2 separate regions of the Homo sapiens genome follow, and region 1 is linked to region 2. The links are chromatin loops, found by intact Hi-C in ENCODE. Cell type or tissue: Caco-2. All regions are shown on one strand. Links, peaks and the distances in the headings refer to the core of each region. The heading gives the core; the rest is flanking DNA. Region 1 has its middle 190 kb from the start of CENPF. Region 2 has its middle 83 kb from the start of CENPF.

Region 1 (4,405 bases), core at 99-4,098, 110 kb before region 2:
GACACACAAGTGGTCAACAAATGCATGAAAAACATGCTAAATGTCACTAACGGTCAGAGAAATGCAAATTTAAACCACAATGAGTTACCATCTCATACCATCCAGAATGATTATTATTTTAAAAAATCAAAAAATAACAGATATTGGTGAGGATTTGGAGAACAGGGAATGCTTATACACTGTTAGTGACTATGTAAATTAGTTCAACCCCTGTGGAAAATGACATGGAGATTTCTCAAATAACTAAAAACAGAAGTATCATTTGACCCAGCAATCTCATGACTAGGTATCTATCCGAAGGAAAAGTAATCACTTTATCAAAAACACCCCTGCAATTGTATGTTTATCACAGTGCTATTCACAATGGCAAAGTCAAAGAATCAACTTAAGTGTTGATAATGGTGGACTGAATAAAGAAAATGGGGTATATAGACACCATGGAATACTACACAGACATAAAAAGAATGAAATCATGTCCTTCACTACAATGTGGATACAATTGGATGTCATTATCCTAAATCAAGTAACTCAGAAACAGGTAATCAAATACCACATGTTCTCACTTATAAGTGGGAGCTAAACAATGAGTACACATGGGCATAAAGACGGAAATAATACACACTGGAGACTCCAAAAGAGGAGAGGAAGGCAGGGAGGAGCAAGGGCTAAAAAACTATCAATGGGGTACTACTTTCACTAGTTGGTGATGCATTCACTAGAAACCCAAACCTCAGCATTACGCAATATACTCATGTAACAAACCTGCTTGTGTACCCCATGAATCTATTTTTAAAAAGAAATCAAACAGATGAAAAGCCTAGTAAATGCCTAAGAAATTTGGGCTCCCCAAGAAGCCATAAGCATATCCTGATTGTTTGAAAAATGAAAGAAACACAAGAGAAAATAAAAATAGCTACTCTGTCAAGGAGTTAAAATTGGAGGTGAAACATTCTTTTCACAGTGTTTTATAGTTGTTTTAACGATGTCTTCATAAAAACAAGAAAAATTTAATATAGAAGAATTTTGAATTCAAGTGGCTAATATTGTTCTTTCTTTCTTAAGTAAATAACATTCTTCCAAGTAGTATCAGCCCAAGGTCATGGGTAAGAGAAATGACTTGGCATCATCAGAAGCTCAGCAGGAGCCAAAAGAAGTGGGTTCTTTTGCAAATGTCCACAGATTTCCATACAAATGGGTATTTGGGCAAAATAAATTATATTTCGTCAAACATTTATAGGATGTGTTCGTGTCTGAATTTTTTAATCATCTGTTATATTTTTTACTACAGAAATATGTCAGATTTATTATACTCATACAGTTCAAATTGATTTTTTATGTAAAATAAGCACCGTAATAAATGACATACAAGAGCTTCTGATTCTACTTTTAAACAAGCTCACTAAATTCCATGTCAATTCAAATTTGCAGTTATATGGCTGTACGCTCAAGAGCATATAGAAAATCAAGTTCTTGTTTAAGTCTAATACGCTATTATCTGTGATAAACAAATACATCGGATCTTTGGGAAGATCAGATGCTTTAACGAAGGAAAAAAACCCAAGGCTATACAAAGCAGAAGGAAATCTTTGATCATAAGGACTATCAGATTCAAAGCAAGGTCTCAGTGGAATTACGTGGGTCTTGATTTTGATTTAGAAGGTAAAAGACTGATTCTAACCCAGTCAAATCTAACCCCTTTGATCCAGGGAAATCTCCCTTAGTCTGGAAAAGTGATTTTATGGTAATGAATCCCTTGGGAAATCAGCCCTCAACCATTTGGCAACATTTTCTGAATGGTCATTATTTTTTATCTCTGCAGTTTACATATCAATCTGCAAACCCAAAGTGGATAGTCATATGGGGGATATATTTTTTAAATAGCTTCCTTGCCTTGGAGAGTTACCTATAAAGATGAAGCTAATTTTCATTACGTTCCATCCCTAGCACACATGTGGGTACAGTCAGGCACATATGCATGGAAGTGCACACGCACAAACACACACACCTCTCATTGTCACCAGTCCAATACTACAGTCAGATTCAAACATGCCCCAAGGGGCCAACAAAAAAGCCAAACCCAAGAGCAAATGATTACATACTGAAAACATTGTAGAATGTTACCGCTTACTATGTTGAGAAAACTCTATAGAATATATACAAGAATGTATTTTAAAGTATTAAAATATTGCTTTAGATCAGGCCTAAATTGATCATTAAGGAAACTCTTCGCATAAATTCTGGATTTGATGTCCCTCTCAAATAGCTGAGAGTGATTTTAAGAGTGTCCTTGCTGGTTCACAGAAATCTTGGCTCTGTGTTGGATTACACTAAGCAAAGATGAAATACCAGAAATTCTTCAGTGTAATGTAGTGAATGGATTCTGGAGACTTTAGTAGATAAGAAGACTGAAGTATGTTTATGATGTGACCATCCCCACTCACTCCCAGACCATGTGCCCCAAAGTGCTCCAGAGGATACTCTCTGCACTACATCCTTTCAGGGCAGTGCCAATATGTACAAAAAGTTCTTTAGTGGCTGATCTGCATAAGCAAGGTATTCTATTGCACAATACTGTATTGAAACGGGCTTTCTGATTTCAATTGGATCTGAAGGATTCTGGCAAAGGCCTTAATCTCCAGCAGCAAAGTAGGGTTGCTTTTATAACAGCCAAGGCAAGAAATCAAAATGGTTCAGTTTTTTGGCAGGGACCAGGAAGTCTTTAGGACAGAATATACGCGCAGGTTACTGAGACTCTATTTGATTTTTTAATGAAAAATGTTTCAAACCAGGTAGACAGACATCTGATGGGGCAAACAATAAATGGAGCTCACACATGGTAACTCCAGTAAATTTCCTAACACAGTCTGAAGTTGTTTCTCCCAACCATGAACCGATAGTTGAATTGGGTATCCTGAGGAATTAGAAGGCTGGCTCTCTGCATTGGCTCACTAGCCCAAGGCGATACAAGAGAAGATGGAAGAAAAGGCCAAGTAGAAGTCTGTTCTTCCTCCTTCTTACCAAAACAGTAAATTCAAGACTTTAAAAACTAAAAACCAAACACTCCTCTGGGGGAAATTGCAGAGATTAACATCATCATCAAAAATTTAAAAGATAAACGATGGTAAACAGACATATCACCTACTTAACTCTTTCATTTTGGCCAGTGCAGAAGATAGATAGGTCTTAGAAACAGAAAGTTGAGTGGTTACAAACAAGGGCACCTGTTTTATAGGTTGTCTTCATTATAGGAGCAAAGCAATTTAGGTCTGGCACCTGGGATTCAGTTCTTAATCTGGGAGGTTCTTCTTTGGCATCCCGATATATAGACAATGCAAGTAAATTTCTGGCATTTGGCAAGACAGCAGCAAACCTTAACAATCTTGCCCCAGAATTACATAGATCAATTCTCTGCTCTATGTCACAACTATTGACCACCTTACATTCATTGACATTGACCACCTTACATTCATACTGGTTCACTACCTCAATGATATCATCTCATGCTGGCAGGACCTGGAAAGCAGGAAGTAGCCATACTCTAGATGCCTTAGAAAAAGAGAAATGCATGCCAGAGAATTTGGGATAGATCCCATGAGAATAAAGAGGCCTGGTAACTCAGTGAAGAAGAAAAGTCACAGTTCCAGTGGCTTCAGGTGTATTGGATATTCCTCTGAAGTAAAGAACAAGTTTTTCCCTCCACCAATAAAATAGACACAATACATTCTCGATTTCTTTGAATGTGGAAAGCAAAATAAGTCAGGTTTGAGGGATGCTCTGGCACATTTACCAAGTGGCCTGACAGCCCCTAACCTTTAGTAAGCCCAACAGCAAGAAAACCTTCTCTGACTGGGTAGACAGCAGAGCCCACCAGTAGAGCCAGGAGTTCTGCCATCAACTTTATGACCCAAAGGTGCAGAGAAGTCAAAGAGTCTCAAGCAGATCAGCATATTGCACCAAGACCATAACAAACCCCTCTAGATGAGGCCCATTGGGTTCTAGAGGAAAGCCCTGTTTAGAAACTTATGTCTTGCCATGGATGAAGCTGGAAGCCATTATCCTCAGCAAACTAACGCAGGAACAGAAAACCGAACACCACATGTTCTCACTTATAAGTGGGAGCTAAACAATGAGCACACATGGACACAGGGAGGGGAAAAACACACCCTAGGCCCTGTAGGGGGTGGGGTAGGGAGAGGGAGAGTATTATGAAAAATAGCTAATGCATGCTGGGCTTAATACCGAGGTGATGGGTGGATAGGGGCAGCAAGCTACCATGGCACACATTTACCTATGTAACAAACCTGCACATCCTGTACACGTACCCCAGAGCTAACAATAAAATTAAAAATTAAAAAAAGGAAACTTATGTCTTGCTATTGAGCCCAGGTTCAGAGTAAATGACTTA
Region 2 (4,405 bases), core at 161-4,160:
CCTATTGGTTCTGTTTCTCTGGAGAACCCTGATTAATACACCCCTGATATGAGATGCTGAGGAAATCACTATGGTAGCATGAGGAAAGAGGGTAAACAGAGAGAGAGAGAGAAGACCATTCAATCAGCATCTCTAAGGATTAAATAAGACGATGGCAGCCAGAACCTCAATAAGACTTTGTCGATGGATAGTTGAGTCAAGTTAGACAGCAAGCTCCTCGATGGCTATAAGAAGCTGTCTTATAATTTTTTTTATACCAGCACCTAGCATGGTGCCTTGTGCATGGAAGTTGTCCAATAATTATTAAATGGAAATACAAAAAAATGAATTTTGAGAATAATAAGCAAAATAATAAGCATCACTGTATGATGTCAAAGTGCAGGAAAGTAAGGCTAGGTACTGTTCTGAGAGTTAATTGGGAGATGGAGATGCATAGCCTAACAATAAAGGTATTAGAAAATAAATGATGTGAAATGTAAGGAAAAAGAAGTAGTCTTCAGTAGTGTTGGATAAATAAATGAAGAAATAGAGAAATGAATGAAAAGGTTAAAATAAACCCTGAGGTTTCTTACTTGAAGCATTGGTGTTAAAATTCATTAGCTATTAAGATAGAAATCTGGGTATGAAGTCTCATGTAACGATAAATGCCCATGACCATCCTGCATATGTGTTTTGTTTCATCTGCACAGGGTAAAAGAGTCATTTTAAAAAAGGATATTTCCAATGCACATACAAATCCACTGGACTCCGTTCCAATGCACTCAGGGGTGCAGGCTGCGCAGGCTGCTCAAGCTTACTACAGTCCGCACCACACTCTATAGTCTCCTCATAGAGCCCACTTTACCCACGTGGAAAGTGATAGCTCTCTAGCACACATCTATTTAGCCAAACAGGCTGTTAAAACATTGAAATAATTTAGATGGTTGGTAAATGTGACGGTTCATATTAAGTGTCAACTTGATTGGATCGAAGGATGCGAAGTATTGTTCCTGGATATGTCTGTGAGGGTGTTGCCAAAGGAGATTAACATTTGAGTCAGTGGACTGGAAGAGGCAGACTCACCTAATCAATTCCAGCACTGCTAAAATAAAGCAGACAGAAGGTGAGAGAAGCCCACTTGCTGAGTCTTCCAGTCTTCATCTTTCTCCCGTGCTGAATGCTTTCTGCCCTCGAACATCAGGCTCCAAGTTCTTTAACTTTTGGACTCTTGGGCTTACACCAGTGGTTTGCAAGGGACTCTCCGGTGTTCGGCCACAGACTGAAGGGTGCATTGTCAGCCTCCTTACTTTTGAGGTTTTGGGACTCAGACTGGCTTTCTTGCTCCTCATCTTGCAGATGGCCTATTGTGGGACTTCTCCTTGTGATCGTATGAGTCAATATTCCTTAATAAATTCCGCTTCATATATATTATACATCTATCCTATTAGTTCTGTCCCTCTAGAGAACCCTACTAATACAGTAATTCAGCATTGTACTACAATGAAACACCGCCTCCTCCCTTTCTCTGGACTTTTCCCTACCCCATGATTGCCACTTTTTACTGTATTTGAATACTGAATTCTTGGGTATCTTTTGTTTACCTAAATGTATCTCTCCAAATGTACCTCTGCTTTGCCAACTGTTCCAGACCCAACCTCTGAGCACCCTCCAGACTCTCCTAACATTCAGCAGATAAAGAAGAAATTCTAGTGGCACAGGGAACCCATTGGCCCGGTTTCTGATTGGGAAGTGTTGGTGCCTCATCAGCTGTTAGATGTTATCAATAGTATCTCTGCATGTAAGTCACCTCTACTCCTTGCAGGTATTTCAGTTTGTCATCTTTGCTTAAACTTTAGATGCCTCTGACCCTTATCCACAGGTGCTTATCTGAAGTCCTGTCGTTCTTCTACTACCCCATAAATCTCAAAATATTTGTCTTGTTGACATTATCCTTAAGTGACCTTTAGAACATGGTTTTGTTATAGACCTCCGTCCCATGGAGGGCCCTAAACAACTTCTACGCTCAGTGCTCAGCGTCTCAGCACAATCACCCTTCTAATTCACTGCATTCTGGTTGTCAATTTTTATTTGACATCTTCCCAGAAAACCCCCCCACCTCCTCCCTTTTTCTGGACTTGTCCCTACCCCATGGTTGCTACTTTTTACTGTACTTGAATACTGAATTCTTGGGCATCTTTTATTTACCTAAACTGTAGGCAAAATAAAGCAGGAAGAGGAAGGTTTAATTATAGACAGAGTTTCATCAAATAAAAGGTTACTATCAGTTTTCTAATGAAACTCCAATAATCTGAAGATAGGAAGGGAAATCAAAAACATCAGTTTTCTGTCCAATGTTTTAAGTGTTTCTGCCTAAGCCAAGAAAATATCTAATGTGTTAGGAGCTTCATCTTAACAGTGGACTCCTGTGGTGACCAGAATTTGGCTGCATTTCAAAATAATAAGCATTTGCTTCCGAAGGCTGTTTAAAGGAAATAAAAAGGCATAAAAGCTCCACCGTCCAATATGGTTTGTATTAGAATAAATTGATTATCTAAAACCTAACGTGATCAGAACTCTGCCAAAAGCCTGGCAAGCAACAATTGTTGACATAGCCCAAATCCTAATCAGCTATTTGTAACAAGTGATTATTTAATAAGCATTCACATTCATCTGTGCTTCTTCAGCCAATGAAGGAGGAAGAGAGGGGGAACCCTCAGAGGAAATCAAAAGAGCTGCAAGCCGATGTTTTTTTCTTCTTATGAGTATTAAAAAATATGTCCATAGGCAAAGAAAAAACTCAGTGTTGTCAGTCAGACACTGCACAGTTAAAAGTCTGTCACTCTTTCCATCTCTGAAACTCCTAAAGAGCAGTTGACTTACTAAACTGTTTCTAAAAGTAGAACTAGCGGGTGAGGAGATTCCACATCATGATGCTTTTCCTAAAGCACAAATTCTTTTTTTCTGTTGTTATTTATATATATGTGTGTGTATGTGTATATATATATGTATGTGTGTATATATATATATATATGAAACTATAGAATTACAATAAGAGGTACAGAAAATATACAAGATGAGCCTGGAACAAGAAACAAGTTCCAGAAAATAAGGAAGTGCTCAAAGAAAAAAAAAGGCATGGATAAAGGGTTTGTTAAAGAGACACGGGGACCAACTGAAAGAGCTCCCAGTGTCCAAAGCTGGAATCATGTAAGCAAAAAATAAAATGGTACTGGATTAAAATCTAAAGGATGAAAGAAATACCCATCGTTCCACAATAATATAAATAAATAATTGAACGCATTAATAAATGAGAGAGAAAAGTCTCCCATGCGGAAGAATTCCAAATAATTTATTTAGATACCTCACCCTGGAGGAGCAAGAACAAAATTCTCCACTCCTTAAGTGTGGGCTGCACATACTGACTTCCTTCCAAAGAGCAAGCTACGGAAAGGGGCCGGGGAAGCAGCTTTACAATGGAGAAACCTAACAAGCACTACCTTAGCCAGGTGATCAATGTCAATATCAACAGTCATGAGTCATGTTGATAGTATGTGCCCTTGGTATCATGGGATGAAAATGTCACTTTACCTCTGTGATCTTCTTCCCAGAAATCTATTAACCCATTCAAATCATGAAAAAAAAAATCAGGTAAATTTCAGTAAAGAGATGTCCTACAAAATGCCTGACCAACAATCCTCAAAACTGTCAAACTGTCAAAGTCATCAAAAACAAGGAAAGTCTGAGAAACTGTCACTGCCAAGAGGAGCCTAAGAAGCGATCATGACTAAATGTAACATGGTGTCCTGGATGGGATGCCGGAGCAGAAAAGGGATGTTAGGTAAAAATCCAAGGAAATCTGGGAAAACTATGGATTTTAGTTAATAAAAATGTATCAAGAGTAGCTCATTAACTTTAACAAATGTGTCATGCTAATATAAGATGTTAACAATAGGCGAAACTGGCTGTGCCGTAGGGTATGTGGGAATTCTTTGTTCCAGTTTCTCAATTTTTCTGTAAGTCTAAAACTGTTCCAAAAAAGTGAAATTTATTTAGAAAAATGGGTGGGCCATTAGATTGTGGATCTCTAACACAATGCCCATGTTTTTTCTTTTCTTCAGTATTCCAAATAATTTTCTGACTCGAAGAACGTTCAAAAATTGTTAAAGCCAATTATTTTCCCTGTCAACATGCACAAGTATGATATAGTGGGCAGAATGCGGGATTTAAAGAAGCACAGGCCCGAATTAAGGAACATGTCTGTCCTTGACTAGAGGGATGGCTTTCAGTTAATTAACTCAAAGAGCTTCAGTTCCATCATCTGCAAAATAGAGATCAAACCATTACTTCACAGAATTACTGTCAAGAAAGCCCCCAGCTCTTGTATCACATAGAAGACACTTAATAAACGTTGCATTTTCTCCTTTCT

What was found. Hi-C counts contacts between places; a loop is a spot of excess contacts. Peaks named below come from ENCODE experiments on the same cell type or tissue, not always from the same donor. Only the 100,000 strongest peaks of a DNase experiment are listed, where the experiment ranks them.
Region 1: it touches region 2 in a loop (7-fold over the local background); 1 of 110 quality-filtered maps calls a loop at or near these places.

What each region holds. Positions count from the first base shown.
Region 1 is chr1:214,790,243-214,794,647 of GRCh38, reverse strand. No RefSeq gene overlaps it. Among named protein-coding and RNA genes, the nearest start is that of CENPF, 190 kb to the right of the region's middle. In Caco-2, for the core only: no CTCF peak of the experiment used is centred there; a DNase peak (open chromatin) is centred at 2,457.
Region 2 is chr1:214,684,122-214,688,526 of GRCh38, reverse strand. No RefSeq gene overlaps it. Among named protein-coding and RNA genes, the nearest start is that of CENPF, 83 kb to the right of the region's middle. RefSeq lists an enhancer at 4,293-4,405. In Caco-2, for the core only: no CTCF peak of the experiment used is centred there; a DNase peak (open chromatin) is centred at 1,746.